Regions from separate parts of the Homo sapiens genome. Here region 2 is linked to region 1. A link is an interaction called in ENCODE POLR2A ChIA-PET data of the cell type or tissue named here. Cell type or tissue: HepG2. All regions are shown on one strand. Links, peaks and the distances in the headings refer to the core of each region. The heading gives the core; the rest is flanking DNA.

What was found. ChIA-PET counts read pairs that join two places held together with the same protein. Peaks named below come from ENCODE experiments on the same cell type or tissue, not always from the same donor. Only the 100,000 strongest peaks of a DNase experiment are listed, where the experiment ranks them.
Region 2: POLR2A ChIA-PET joins it to region 1 with 8 read pairs; 2 of 35 experiments call an interaction of 5 or more read pairs at or near these places.

Annotation. Positions count from the first base shown.
Region 1 is chr7:5,795,475-5,802,685 of GRCh38, forward strand. No RefSeq gene overlaps it. Among named protein-coding and RNA genes, the nearest start is that of RNF216, 17 kb to the left of the region's middle. In HepG2, for the core only: no CTCF peak of the experiment used is centred there; no DNase peak of the experiment used is centred there.
Region 2 is chr7:6,562,911-6,570,121 of GRCh38, forward strand. No RefSeq gene overlaps it. Among named protein-coding and RNA genes, the nearest start is that of ZDHHC4, 11 kb to the right of the region's middle. In HepG2, for the core only: no CTCF peak of the experiment used is centred there; a DNase peak (open chromatin) is centred at 2,961.

The sequences.
Region 1 (7,211 bases), core at 930-5,929:
CTCTCCAGCCTGGGTGACAGAGTGAGACTCCATTTCAAAAAATAAATACATAAAAATCAGAAAAAAATTACCTAAGCTGGGGTGCAGTGGCTCACATCTGTAATCCCAAGAGTTTGAGAGGCCAAAGCGGGTAGACCCCTTGAGGCCAGGAGTTTGAGACCAGCCTAGTAAACATGGCAAAATCCTGTCTCTAGTTTAAAAAAAAAAAAAGTTGCAAAAATTAGCTGGGCATGGTGGCACACGACTGTAGTCTCAGCTACTCTGGAGGCTGAGCCAGGAGAATCACTTCAACCCGGGAGGCGGAGGTTGCAGTGAGCCGAGATGGCACCAGTGAACTCCAGCCACAGAGCGAGACCCTGCCTGTAAGGAAAAAAATTTTCTGGGTCTAGCTGACACGTATCAGCACTAGTTGGAGCAGAAGTTCAGAACTGCACAGTGGCCTAGACCATGAGGATGGTAAGAGTCTTCTGCCGGTTCTTAGAGTGGACTCAGCTGTGCAAACAGAGACAACAGCAGTAAGTTGTTGAAATAAGGACTCCCCCATCATGCCTTCCCTGTATCTATGCAATTTCCAATGTGACTTTGGTATGCCTCCCAAAGGGGGTGGGGTCTATATCTTCCCTGCCCGGCTAATTTTTTGTATTTTTAGGTAGAGATGGGGTTTCACCTTGTTAGACAGGATGGTCTCGATCTTCTGACCTCGTGATCTGCCCACCTCAGCCTGCCAAAGTGTTGGGATTACAGGCGTGAGCCACCGCGCCCGGCCAAAGAGCTGCAATTTGAATCATAAATGTGCTAAAGAATGGGGCTTTGTTCTATAATCCTCGGTATCTCCACTGTGGCAACAGCCTTTCTTTTCTTTCCCTTCCCTTTCCTCCCCTCTCCTACCCTCCTCCCTTGCTTCCTTCCTTCCATCCTCCCTCCCTCCCTTCCTTCCATCCTCCCTCCCTCCCTTCCTTCTGTCCTTCCTTCCCTCCCTCCCTGCCTTCCTGCCTTCCCTAATTCCTCCCTTCCTTCCGTCCCTCCTTCCGCTTTTTTCTCTTTCTGTCTTTCTTTCGAGACAGGGCCTCAGTCCAACCCCCAGGCTGGAGTGCAGTGGTAAAATCATGGTTCACTGCAGCCTCCACTTCCTGGGTTTAGGTGATCCTCTCACCTCAGCCTCCCAAGTAGCTGGGACTGCAGGCACATGCCACCACACCCAGCTAATTTTTTGTATTTTTTGTAGAGAAGGGATTTTCCTGTGTTGCCCAGGCAGATCTTGAACTCCTAGGCTCAAGCTGTTCTCTCATCTCAGCCTCCCAAAGTGCTGGATAACAGGCGTGAGCCACCGTGCGCAGAGCTGCAGCTTTTCTATTAGTGCTCGCCAGAGACTCCACCTACCATTGTTACCTTTAGCACCATGACATCTTCCGTTGGTATATGTGGTACCCTGGGATATACCATATAACGTGGCTTTACGCAGCAGGGCCAGCTGGAGCACACCAGAACCTGCTGCAGAACTCTCTCTCAATCAAGGGAACAACAAAAAATGACATCCTAGGCTGGGCATGGTGGCTAACTCCTCTAATCCCAGCACTTTGGGAAGCCGAGGCGGGGGGATCACCTGAAGTCAGGAGTTCAAGACCAGCCTGGCCAATGTGGTGAAACCCCTGTCTCTACTAAAAATACAAAAAATTAGCCTGGTGTGGTGGTATGCTCCTGTAATCCCAGCTACTTGGGAGTCTTGAGGCAGGAGAATCGCTTGAACCTGGGAGGCAGAGGTTGCAGTGAGCCAAGATCAAGCCACTGTACTCCAGTCTGGGTGACAGTGCAAGACTCTGTCACAAAAAAAAAACAAATGCCATCTGGGGCCGGGCATGGTGGTTTACACCTCTCATCCCTGTACTTTGGAAGGTCAAGGCTGATGGATTGCGTGAGGCCAGGAATTCAAGGCCAGCCTGGCCAATATAGCGAGACCCTATCTCTATTTTTTTAAAACTTTCTGCTGAACTAGAAGTTTAAAGAAAAATAATAATAATAAATAAAACTGATGTATCGTGGTGGCTTCTGCTTGTAATCCCAGCACTTTGGGAGGCCAATGTGGGCAGATCATTTGAGGTCGAGACCAGCCTGGCCAACATGGCGAAACCCCATCTCTACTAAAAATACAAAAATTACCCGGGCGTGGTGGTGGGCACCTGTAAATTCCAGCTACTCTGGAAGTGGAGCCAAGAGAATTGCTTGAATCCGGGAGGCGGAGGTTGCAGTGAGCCAAGATCACACGACTGCACTCCAGCCTGGTGATAGTGAGGCTCCATCTCAAAAAAAATAATAAAATGTCTTTGGAGAACAGGCAAAGGAGGCTGGCTTGGGGTTTTTATGGTGGTTGGTGGGTGTGGCTGGGTGAGGGTTTGTGCACTCGGGCTTGTGTGGTTTAAAGCTCCCATTGGTGGCAAAGGAGGGAGCACTGAGGGTTTTTATCAACTTCCCCAGATGTCAGTCACAGGGGAAGATGGAAAATGATACTTAAAAGCCTTCAGCACTATATAAGATTTGGCTGGGCGTGGTGGCTCATGGCTGGAATCCCACACTTTGGGAGGCCAAGGTGGGTGGATCACTTGAGGTCAGGAGTTCAAGACCATTCTGGCCAACGTGGTGAAATTCCGTCTTTATTAAAAATACAAAAATTAGCTGGGCGTGGTGGTGCGTGCCTGTAATCCCAGCTACCGGGGAGGCTGAGGCAGGAGAATAACTTGAACCCTGGAGGCGGAGGTTGCAGTGAGCTGAGATCGCGCCATTGCACTCCAGCCTGGCAACAGAGCAAGACTGTCTCCAAAAGAAAAAAAAAAAAAAGATAAAACAAGGCCAGGCACAGTGGCCTACACCTATAATCCCAGTGCTTTGAGGGGCTGAGATGGGAGGATTGCTTGAGACTAGCAGTTTGAGACCAGCCTGGACAACATCGCAAGAACCTGTCTCTACAAAAAAAAATTAAAATTAAAAAAAAAATAGGCCCCGTACAGTGACATGAATGTAATCCCAGTGGGAGGCTGAGGTGAGAGGATCACTTGAGACCAGGAGTTTGAGACCAGCCTGGGCACAAAGTGACACCTCGTTCTCTATAAAAAATACTTTTGTTTTGGAGACAGAGTCTCTCTGTGTTGCCCAGGCTGGAGTGCAGCAGCATGATTTCGGCTCACTGCAGTCTCTGCCAACCAGTCTCAAGTGATTCTCGTGCCTCAGCCTCCCGAGTAGCTGGGATTACAGGCATGTGCTGCCACACCCAGCTAATGTTTGTATTTTTAGTAGAGACGGGGTTTTGCCATGTCGGCCAGGCTGGTCTTGAACTCCTGGCCTCGAGTGATCCACCCACCTCAGCCTTCCAAAGTGCTGGGATTACAGGTGTGAGCCACCATGCCTGGCCAAAAAAATTTTTTTATAATAAATAGGAAGCGTGTGGTAGCTCATGGCTGTAATCCCAGTACTTTGGGAGGCTGAGGCAAGAGGATCACTTTAGGCCAGGAGTTTGAGACCAGCCTGGGCAACACAGTGAGATCCTCATTCTCTACAAAAAAAAAAAAAAAAAAAAAAAAAAAAAAGCCAGGCATGATGGTGTGCACTTGTCCCAGCTACTAGGGAGGCTGAGGTGAGAAGATGCTTTGCACCCAGGAGTTCAGGGCTATAGTGAGCTATGATCATACCAGGTGGCAGAACCAGACCCTGTCTCTGAAATAAAAATAAAATAAGACCAAAGTGTGTTTTCTACTCTCACACCACTCTATACTTAACACAAAGCAATTTTTGTGGTTTTTTTTTGAGACGGAGTCTTGCTCTGTCGCCCAGGCTGGAGTGCAGAGGTGTGATCTCGGTTCACTGCAACCAACCTCCTGGGCTCCAGCGATTCTCCTGCCTCAGCCTCCCAAGTAGCTGGGATTACAGGCACCTGCTACCACGCCTGGCTAATTTTTGTATTTTTAGTAGAGACGGGGTTTTGCTATGTTGGCCAGGTTTGTCTTGAACTCCTGGCCTCAAGTAATCCGCCCGCCTCAGCCTCCCAACGTGCTGGGATTATAGGCGTGAGCCACCATGGCCGGCCTGTTTACCAGTTTACTATAAGGGGCATTACGAAAAATGCAGAGGAATGGCCAGATGCCGAGGCCGAAGGGGCAAGTTTTGTGGGAAGGGGTGGAGCTTCCATGCCCTCTCTGGGTACACCACCCTCCCGGCATCTCCACATGTTCAGCATTGAAGCTCTCCGAGTGCTGTCCTTTTGTTTTGTTTTGTTTTTTTGAGACAGAGTCTTGCTGTGTCGCCCAGGCTGGAGTGCTGTGCTGTGATCTTGACCCACTGCAACTTCTGCCTCCCAGGTTCTAGCTTTTCTCCTGCCTCAGCCTCCCAAGTAGCTGAGATTACAGGTACCCGCCACCGCATCCTACCTAATTCTTGTACTTTTAGTAGAGATGGGGTTTTATCATGTTGCCAGGCTGGTCCTGAACTCCTGACCTCAGGTGGTCTGCGCCCCCCCTTGGCTTCGTAAAGTGCTGGGATTACAGGTGTGAGCCATTGCGCCCGCCAACTCCACATTTTTAAACAAAGCTTCTCTTCCTTAACCAATTAGAAAAAAAAAAAATCTTTGAATCTACCTATGACCTGTAAGCCCCCACTTTAAGATACCCCACCTTTTAGGGCCAAACCAACGTATAGCCTCCATACTGATTTATGACTTTGCCGTAACCTCTGCCTCCTTATCTTCTGTTTTTTTTTTTTTTTTTTTTTTGAGACAGAGTTTTACTCTATCACCCAGACTGGAGTGCGGTGGCGTGATCTCGGCTCACTGCAAGCTCCGCCTCCTGGATTCACGCTATTCTCCTGCCTCAGCCTCCCGAGTAGCTGGTACTACAGGCGCACGCCACCATGCCTGGCTAATTTTTTGTATTTTTTTTTTTTTTAAGTAGATACGGGGTTTCACTGTGGTCTTGATCTCCTGACCTTGTGATCCACCCGCCTCGAGTGCTGGGATTACAGGCGTGAGCCACTGCGCCCTGCCTCTGCCTCCTTACCTTTAAAGACGCCTACCTGCAAGCCAGCAGGGAGTTCTGGATGTAAACATGAGCTGCTCGACTCTCCTTGCGTGGCGCCCTGCAAATAAATGCCCTCTTTTTTCTCACTGCAAACCTTGGTGTGGGTGGTTGGCCTCACTGTGCCAGGCATCTGGACCCCATGAAAGTCGGTCCTTGTTTCCTCTCATTGATTTTTTTTTTTTTTTTTTGGGGGATGGGGTCTCACTCTCTTCTCCCAGCTGCTGGAGTGCAGTGGCACAATCTGCCCACTGCAGCCTCCACTTCCTGGACTCAGGTGATTGTCCCACTTCAGCCTCCCGAGTAGCTGAGACCACATGCATGTGCCACCACGCCTGGCTAATTTTTTGTATTTTTAGTGCAGGCAGGGGTCTTGCTATGTTTTCCAGGCTGGTCTCAAACCCCTGAGCTCAAGCGGTCCGCTCGCCTCGGCCTCCTAAAGTGATGGAGATACAGGTGTGTGCCACCGTACCAGGCCCAAGATGTTATCTTTAATTTCTATAGAGAACTAAATATCTGGTGACTGTAACTCCCTTGGCTATTGGTTTTAAGCTCCTTTTTTTTTTTTTTTTTTTTTTTTTTTGGAGACAGAGTTTCGCTCTTGTTGCTCAGGCTGGAGTGTAGTGGCGTGATCTCAGCTCACGGCAACCTCCGGCTCCTGGGGTCAAGCGATTCTCCTGCCTCAGCCTCCTGAGTAGCTGGGATTACAGGTGCATGCCACCACGCCCAGCTAATTTTTGTAGTTTTGTTTTGTTTTGTTTTTGAGATAGAGTAGTTTTTTTGCCAGGCTGGAGTGCAGTGGCGCCGTCTCGGCTCAGTGCAACCTCCACCTCCCGGGTTCAAGTGATTCTCCCTCCTTAGCCTCCCAAGTAGCTGGGACTACAGTGTGTGCTACCACGCCCAGCTAATTTTTGTATTTTTAGTAGAGATGGGGTTTCACCATGTTGGCCAGGATGGTCTTGATTTCGTGACCTTGTGATCCGCCTGCTTTGGCCTCCCAACGTAGTTTTTAGTAGAGATGGGGTTTTACCATGTTGGCCATGCTGATCTTGAACTCCTGACCTCAGGTGAGCTGTCTGCCGCAGCCACCCAAAGTACTGGGATTACAGCCATGAGTCACCGTGCCCGGTGGATTAAGGCTCTCATACGCATCTTGAGATCGGTTCCTTCTGGCTCTTTCATCCCCTCACAACCCTGTAGTTGCTTCTCTTGTAGTTACCCGCCATGATCCAATGCTATGTAATCGAATCCATGCTCAACACTTTGCTATAAGTGCTAGGCTCTCTCCTGTTGGAAATAAATAATTTCCTTTTTTTTTTTTTTTTTGGAGATGGAGTTTCGCTCTTGTTGCCCAGGCTGGAGTGCAATGATGCGATCTTGGCTCACTGCAACCTCTGCCTCCCGGGTTCAAGCGATTCTCGTGCCTCAGCCTCCCAGGTAGCTGGGATTACAGGTGCCCACCACCATGCCCGGCTAATTTTTTTGTATGTTTTTAGTAGAGACGGGGTTTTGCCATGTTGGCCAGGCCGGTCTTGAACTCCTGACCTCTGGTGATCCGCCCGCCTCCACCTCCCAAAGTACTGGGCTTACAAGTGTGAGCCACCACGCCTGGCCGGAAAGAAATATTTTCTGAGATTTATAAGCTTTTTTAAAAAATTAAGGGCTGGGCACAGTGGTTCACACTTGTAAGTGCAGCACTTTGGGAGGCTAAGGCAGGAGGATTGATTGAGGTCAGGAGTTGGAGGCTACAGTGAGCTATGATTGCACCACTGCACTCTAGCCTGGGAGACAGAGTGAGACCCTGACTCAAACAGTAATTAAATCAATAAAATTTAGAAGTTAAGATTCTTCAGCCTCTTTTGGGCTGGGCATGGTCGCTCAAGCTTGTAATCCCAGCACTCTGGGAGGCTGTGGCAGGCTGATCACTTGAGGCCAGGAGTTTGAGACCAACCTGGCCAACATTGTGAAACCCCATCTCTACTAAAAATACAGAAATTAGCCGGTGTGGTGATGCATGCCTGTAATCCCAGCTGTTCAGGAGGCTGAGACAGGAGAATTGCTTGAACTCGGGAGGTGGAGGTTGCAGTGAGCTGAGAGCATGTCACTCTATTCCAGCCCGGGCGACAGAACTAGACTCCATCTCAAAAAAAAAAA
Region 2 (7,211 bases), core at 855-5,854, 770 kb after region 1:
CCTGAGTTCAAGTAATCCTCCTGCCTTGGCCTCCCAAAGTGCTGGGATAGGCCGGGTGCAGTGGCTCATGCCTGTAATCCCAGCACTTTGGGAGGCCAAGGTGGGTGGATCACGAGGTCAGGAGATCGAGACCATCCTGGCTAACATGGTGAAACCCCTTCTCTACTAAAAATACAAAAAAAAATTAGCCAGGCGTGGTGGCAGGCACCTGTAGTCCCAGCTACTGGGGAGGCTGAGGCAGGAGAATGGCGTGAACCTCGGAGGCAGAGCTTGCAGTGAGCCAAGATCACACCACTGCACTCCAGCCTGGGCAACAGAGTGAGACTCCATCTCAAAAAAAAAAAAAAACTGCTGGGATTACAAGTGGGATGTTTTAATTTGCCTTTTCCTAATGTCAAATGATGTTGAGCATCTTTTCATATCCTTATTTGCTACCTGTATTTCTTCTTTGATGATGTACCTATTCACATATTTTGTCTTTTAGAAAAAATTGTTTTGGCCAGGCACGGTGGCTCACACCTGTAATCCCAGCATTTTGGGAGGCCGAGGCTAGCAGATTGCTTGAGCCCAGGAATTCAAGACCTGTCTGGGCAGCATGGCGAATCCCCATCTCTACAAAAAATTAGCTAGGTATGGTGGTGCACACCTGTAATCCCTGCTACTCAGGAGGCTGAGATGCGAGCATCACTTGAGCCCAGGAGGTCAAGACTGCAGTGAGCCATGATCTTGCCACTATATTCCAGCCTGGGTGAAGAGTAAAACCCTGTCTCAAAAAATAAATAAATAAATAAATAAATAAATAAAATTGTTTTAATTGTTGAGTTTAAAGAGTTTCTGTGTGTGCATTTTGGAAACAAGTTCAAATTCTTTTCTGTTTGTTTTTAGATACACAGTCTCACTCTGTTGCCCAGGCTGGAGTGCGCCCGGCCTAGAAATAGGACTTTTAAACAGGTAATTAAGTTAAAATGGGGTCATTAGGGTGGATCCTAATCCAATCTGACTGATGTCCTTATAAGAAGACTAAATTTTGTGGGAGGCCAAGGCAGGAGGATGGCTTGAGCCCAGCCTGGTCAACATAGCAAGATCCCATCTCTACAAAAAATTTAAGAATTAGCCTGACATATTGGTGCATGCCTGTAGTCCCAGCTACTCAGGAAGCTGAGGTGGGAGAATTGCTTGAACCCAGGAAGTGGAGGCGGCAGTGAGCCATAATCATGCCACTGCACTCCAGCCTGGGTGACAGAGAGAGGCTCTGTCTCTAAAAAACATAAATATATAAAAATAAGAAGAGGAAATTTGGACATGAACAAGCACAGAAGGTAGACCATGTGAAGACACAGCATGAAGGCGGCCATCCACAAGCCAAGGAGTGAGGCCTCAGGAGGAACCAGCCCTGCCAACACCTTGATCTCAGACTTCCAGCCTCCAGAACCACAAGAAAATAAATGTCTATTGTTGAAGCCATCCGGTCTGTAGTATTTTGTTAAGGTAGCCCCAGCAAATGAATGTACGGCCACAGTGAAATTTTATCAGAATATGGCTAAAGGGCTCTTCATTCTGGATGTGTTGAGAGCCTGGGTAGGCTTTGGCCAAGGACAGCAAAGGAGGGCAGACAGGGAATGAGTGGGAAAACCCAGACACCCGTTTAAAATTGGCTGGCGCCTCGCTCTCTTCCTGCCAAGTCCACGCTGACACATCCAGCCTTTCTGGACTGAGGAGACAGGGTCCAAACAGAGGATTTTTTTTATTTTTTTGAGTCGCAATCTTGCACTCCACCCAGGCTGGAGTGCAGTGGTGTGATTATCATGGCTCACTTCAGCCTCGACCTCCCAGGCTCAAGCCGTCCTCCTGCGTCAGCCTCCAGAGCAGCTAGGACCACAGGCACGTACCACGACTGACTGATTTTTTATTACTTCTAGAGAAGGGGTCTTGATATGTTGCTCAGGTTGGTCTCAAACTCCTGGGCTCAAACGATCCTCCTGCCTCAGCCTCCCACAGTGCTGGGATTATAGGAGTGAGCCATCTCACCTGGGCCAAACAGGAGATTTGTATCCTGCAGTCACACACTCTTATCTAAAGCCTCCGTGTTTCTGCGCTATGTCCTCAAAATCTCAGGCGACAAAAGAAAAAAGGACGGGTGACAGCTTGCAGGATTGGGGGTTGGCCCAGATGATTGTCCACCACAGTGACTGAGAGCTGAAGTTGACCAGTGATGTAACGGCATTTTATTTTTTTCTTTTTTAGACAGAATCTCGTTCTCTTGCCCAGGCTGGAGTGCAGTGGCGCGATCTTGGCTCACTGCAACCTCTGCCTCCCAGGTTCAAGCGATTCTCCTGCCTCAGCCTCCTGAGTAGCTGGGATTACAGGTGCCCACCACCACACCTAGCTAATTTTTTATTTTTAGTAGAGATGGGGTTTCACCATGATCGCCAGGCTGGTCTGGAACTCCTGACCTCAGGTGATCCACCCGCCTCAGCCTTTCAAAGTGCTGGGATTACAGATGTGAGCCACTGTACCTGGCCCCGACTGATTTTTTTATTACTTGTAGAGAAGGTTTTGCTATGTTGCTCAGGCTGGTCTCAAACTCCTGGGATCAAGCAATCCTCCCACCTCAGCCTCCCAAAGTGCTGGGATTACAGATGCCCGCCACCATGCTCAGCTAATTTTTGTATTTTTAGTAGAGATGAGGTTTTGCCACATTGGCCAGGCTGGTCTCAAACTCCTGACCTCAGGTGATCCACCTGCCTCAGCCTCCCAAAGTGCTGGGATTATAGGCATGAGCCACTGCGCCCAGCCAATGTAACGGCATTTTGAAGGCAGGCTTGATGGTTAGCCCTGAGCTATGCCATGGCTTTCACCAATAACCAGCATAGTGTATTAGCACCGTTAATACCAGCTACTGTAACAACCTCCAATCTCAGTGGCTTTACATAATGAAGTTTCATCAGTGACCACATCAAAGTCCAGTATGCTGGTCTGTGAGCCCTGGTGTCTGTGGGAGCCTCTCTGAGCCCAGTCACTTCCACTTCAAAGTAAGAACAGCCCATGGGTATACCTGGCTTCACCTTGTCTTATGTTTACATCCTCTTCTTCTTGTTTCCCCTTCTAATCTCTTTTTTTTTTTCAGAGTCTTGCTCTGTCGCCCAGGCTGGAGTGCAGTGGCGCGATCCCAGGTCATGGCAACCTCCACCTCATGGGTTCAAGCAATTCTCCTGCCTCAGCCTCCCTAGTAGCAGAGATTACAGGCATGTGCCACCACGCCCAGCTAATTTTTGTATTTTTAGTAGAGATGGGGGTTCACCATGTTGGTCAGGCTGGTCTCAAACTCCCGACTTCAAGTGATCCACCCGGCTCAGCCTCTGAAAGTACTGGGATTACAGGCGTGAGCCACTGCGCCTGGCCCCCCTTCTAATCTCTTTAAAGTTATGTATGTATGTATTTATTTGAGGCAGGGTCTCGCTCTGTCACCCAGGCTGCAGTGCAATGGCGCAATCTCGGCTACTGCAACCTCCGCCTCCTGGGTTCAAGTGATTCTCCTGCCTCAGCCTCCCAAGTAGCTGAGATAACAGACATGTGCCACACCCAGCTAATTTTTATATTTTTAGTAGAGATGGGGTTTCACCATATTGGTCAGGCTGATCTCAAACTCCCGACCTCAAGTGATCCACCCGCCTAGGCCTCCCAAAGTACTGGGGTTACAGGCATGAGCCACTGTGCCTGGCCATGAGTCTAATCTCTTTAAAGTTACGTATGTATGTATTTATTTGAGGCAGGGTCTCGCTTTGTTGCCCAGGCTGGAGTGAAGTGACATGATCATGGTTCACTGCAGCTTCAAATTCCTGGGCTCAAGCGATCCTCCCACCTTAGCCTCCTGAGTGGCTGGGACTCAGGAGTGTACCATCAAGACTGGCTAGTTTTCATATTTTCTTGTTACCGAGGCTGGACTCGAACTTCTGGCCTCGAGTGATCCTCACACCTTGACCTCCCAAAGTGCTGGGATTACAGGCATGAGCCACTGTGCTCAGCCTCTTTAAAGTTATTTTACCTTGTTTTTGCGAGCCTATGTAAGCCATCTCCAGTCCTGCCTAGAATAAGTCAGGCTGATAGAAATCAATGTAGTGGGCCAGGCACAGTGGCGCCTGTAATCCCCGCATTTTGGGATGCCGACGAGGGAGGATCACTTGAGGCCATAAGTTGGAGACCCGTCTGGGCAACAGAGCAAGATCCTGTCTCTAAAATTTAAAATTTAAATTTAAATGGATAAATTGGCCAGGCATGGCCAGGCATGGTGGCTCACGCTTGTAATCCCAGCACTTTGGGAAGCTGAGGTGGGCGGATCACTTGAGGTCAGGAGTTTGAGACCAGCCTGGCCAACATGGTGAAACCCTGTCTCTACTAAAAATACAAAAATGAGTCAAGCGTGGTTGCATGTGCCTGTAGTCCCAGCTACTCCAGAGGCTGAGGCAGGAGAATCGATTGAACCCAGGAGACAGAAGTTCCAGTGAGCCAAGATCATGCCACTGCACTCCAGCCTGGGCGACAGAGCAAGACTGTTTCAAAAATAAATAAATAAGTAAAAATAAAATAAAATAAATATAAACATAAATAAATAGCGGGCGTGGTGGCTCACGTCTGTAATCCCAGCACTTTGGGAGGCCGAGGTGGGCGGATCACCTGCGGTCAGGAGTTCAAGGCCAGCCTGGCCAACATGGTGAAACCCCGTCTCTACTAAAAATACAAAAATTAGCCAGGCATGGTGGCATGTGCCTGTCATCCCAGCTACTGGGGAGGCTGAGGCAGGAGAACTGCTTGAACTTAGGAGGCAGAGGTTACAGTGAACTGAAATCGCTCCAATTGCACTCCAGCCTGGGCAAAGAAGCAAGACTCCATCTCAAAAACATAAATTATAAAAATAAATAAATAAATGTAGTGGACCACGCTTTGAAGTTGCCCTTCCTGTTCCTTCTACCTGCTGCTCTTCCCCTCAACAGTCATGCTAGAATTAGCTGGGTCTGTGAGTGTGTGGGGGGAAGGTGACGGGAGATTGAGCTTCAAAAGAGCTACCTTTTTGTCCCTATACCTCCTACACAAACTTAAAAAAAATATTTTTGGTGTCAAAGTTGGGGATTTTGGAAGGGAAAAAAAATATTGCAAAAGCTTCTGTTTTACACCATAAACCATAGAGTGGGACTGCTTGCACAAGAACTCATTTTTTTCATACCCAAGAGCAGTAAAAGTCTGAGCCATGGGCAAAGAGGGGAGACTCAAGAAGGCGGGCAGGCCAGGCACAGTGGCTCCCGCCTGTAATCCCAGCACTTTGGGAGGCCAAGGCAGGTGGATCATTTGAGGTCAGGAGTTTGAGACCAGCCTGGCCAACGTGATGAGACCCTGTCTCTAGTAAAAACAAAAAAATTAGCTGGGCATGGTGGCGTGTGCCTGTAATCTCAGCTACTTGGGAGGCTGAGGCATGAGAATTGCTTGAACCCAGGAAGCAGAGATTGCGCCATTGCACTCCAGTCTGGGCGACAGAGCGAGACTCTGTCTCAAAAAAAAAAAAAAGCAGGGTAGGAGAGACAGGTTTGCTGTCCCATTGGAACGTGGGTCACAGCAGCCACACTAAGTCCAGTTACGGAGATGTAACCACCCAAGGGGTCACCTTGCCCGCTGCCTAGACAGAGCCGACTTATCAAGACAGGGGAATTGCAATGGAGAAAGAGTAATTTATGCAGAGCCAGCTGTGCGGGAGACCGGAGTTTTATTATTACTCAAATCAGTCTCCCCGAGCATTTGGGGATCAGAGTTGGTTTTTTCTTTTTTTTGAGATGGAATCTTGCTCTGTCACTCAGGCTGGAGTGCAATGGCGTGATATCGGCTACTGCAACCTCCATCTCCTGGGTTCAAGCGATTCTCCTGCCTCAGCCTCCTGAGTAGCTGGGATTACAGGCACGCGCCACTCTGCCCAGCTAATTTTTGTATTTTTAGTAGAGACAGGGCTTCACCATGTTGGTCAGGCTGGTCTTGAACTCCTGATCCCATGATCCGCCTGCCTCAGCCTCCCAAAGTGCTGAGATTACAAAGTTTTATTTTATTTATTTATTTATTTGTTTGTTTGTTTATTTATTTATTTATTTGTCTGAGACAGAGTCTCGCTCTGTCGCCCAGGCTGGAGAGCAATGGTGCGATCTCAGCTCACTGCAAGCTCCGCCTCCCGGGTTCATGCCATTCTCCCGCCTCAGCCTCCTGAGTAGCCGGGACTACAGGCGCCCACCACCGCGCCCGGCTACTTTTTTGTATTTTTAGTAGAGACGGGGTTTCACTGTGTTAGCCAGGATGGTCTCGATCTCCGGACCTTGTGATCCCCCCGCCTCGGCCTCCCAAAGTGCTGGGATTACAGGCGTGAGCCACAGAGTTTTTACAGATAACTTGGCGGGTAGGGGCTTGTGGGCAGTGCTGATTGGTCAGGTTGGAGATGGAATCATGGGAGGTCGAAGTGAGGTTTTCTTGCTGTCTTCTGTTCCCGGGTAGGATGGCAGAACTGGTGGAGCCCGATGACTCGTCTGGATGGTGTCAGCTGATCCATCCAGTGCAGGGCCTGCAAAATAGCTCAAGCACTGACCTTAGGTTTTATAAAAGTAATGTTACCCCCAGGAGCAATCTGGGGAGGTTCAGACTCTTGGAGCCAGAGGCTGCACAGCCCCTAAACTGTCATTTCTAATCTTGTAGCTAATCTGTTAGTCCTGCAAAGTCAGACTGGTCCCCAGGAAAGAAGGGGGTCTTTTCGGGAAAGGGCTGTTATCAGTTTTGTTTCAGAGTCAAACCATGAACTGAATTACTTCCCAAAGTTAGTTCAGCCTATGCCCAGGATGAACAAGGACAGCGTAAAATTGGTTAGGTCTGATTTCTTTGACTGTCATAATTTTCTCAGTTATAATTTTGCAGTGATGGTTTCAGAGACACAAAGGAGGATGCATTTGACAACATGACTTTGGGGTCAGCTGTATATGCTCCCCCTTGATGGTCTAATCGCCTGACTGGCTCTTCTTTCAGCTGCACAGATAGAGCCAATTTACTGAGACAACGGTATTGCAGTAAAGAAAGCTTAATTAATGCAAGGCTAGCCACGTGGAAGGACTGGAGTTTATCACTCAAATCAGTCTCCTGGAAAATTCAGAGACTAGGGTTTTGTAAGAATAATTTGGTGAGTGGGGGCT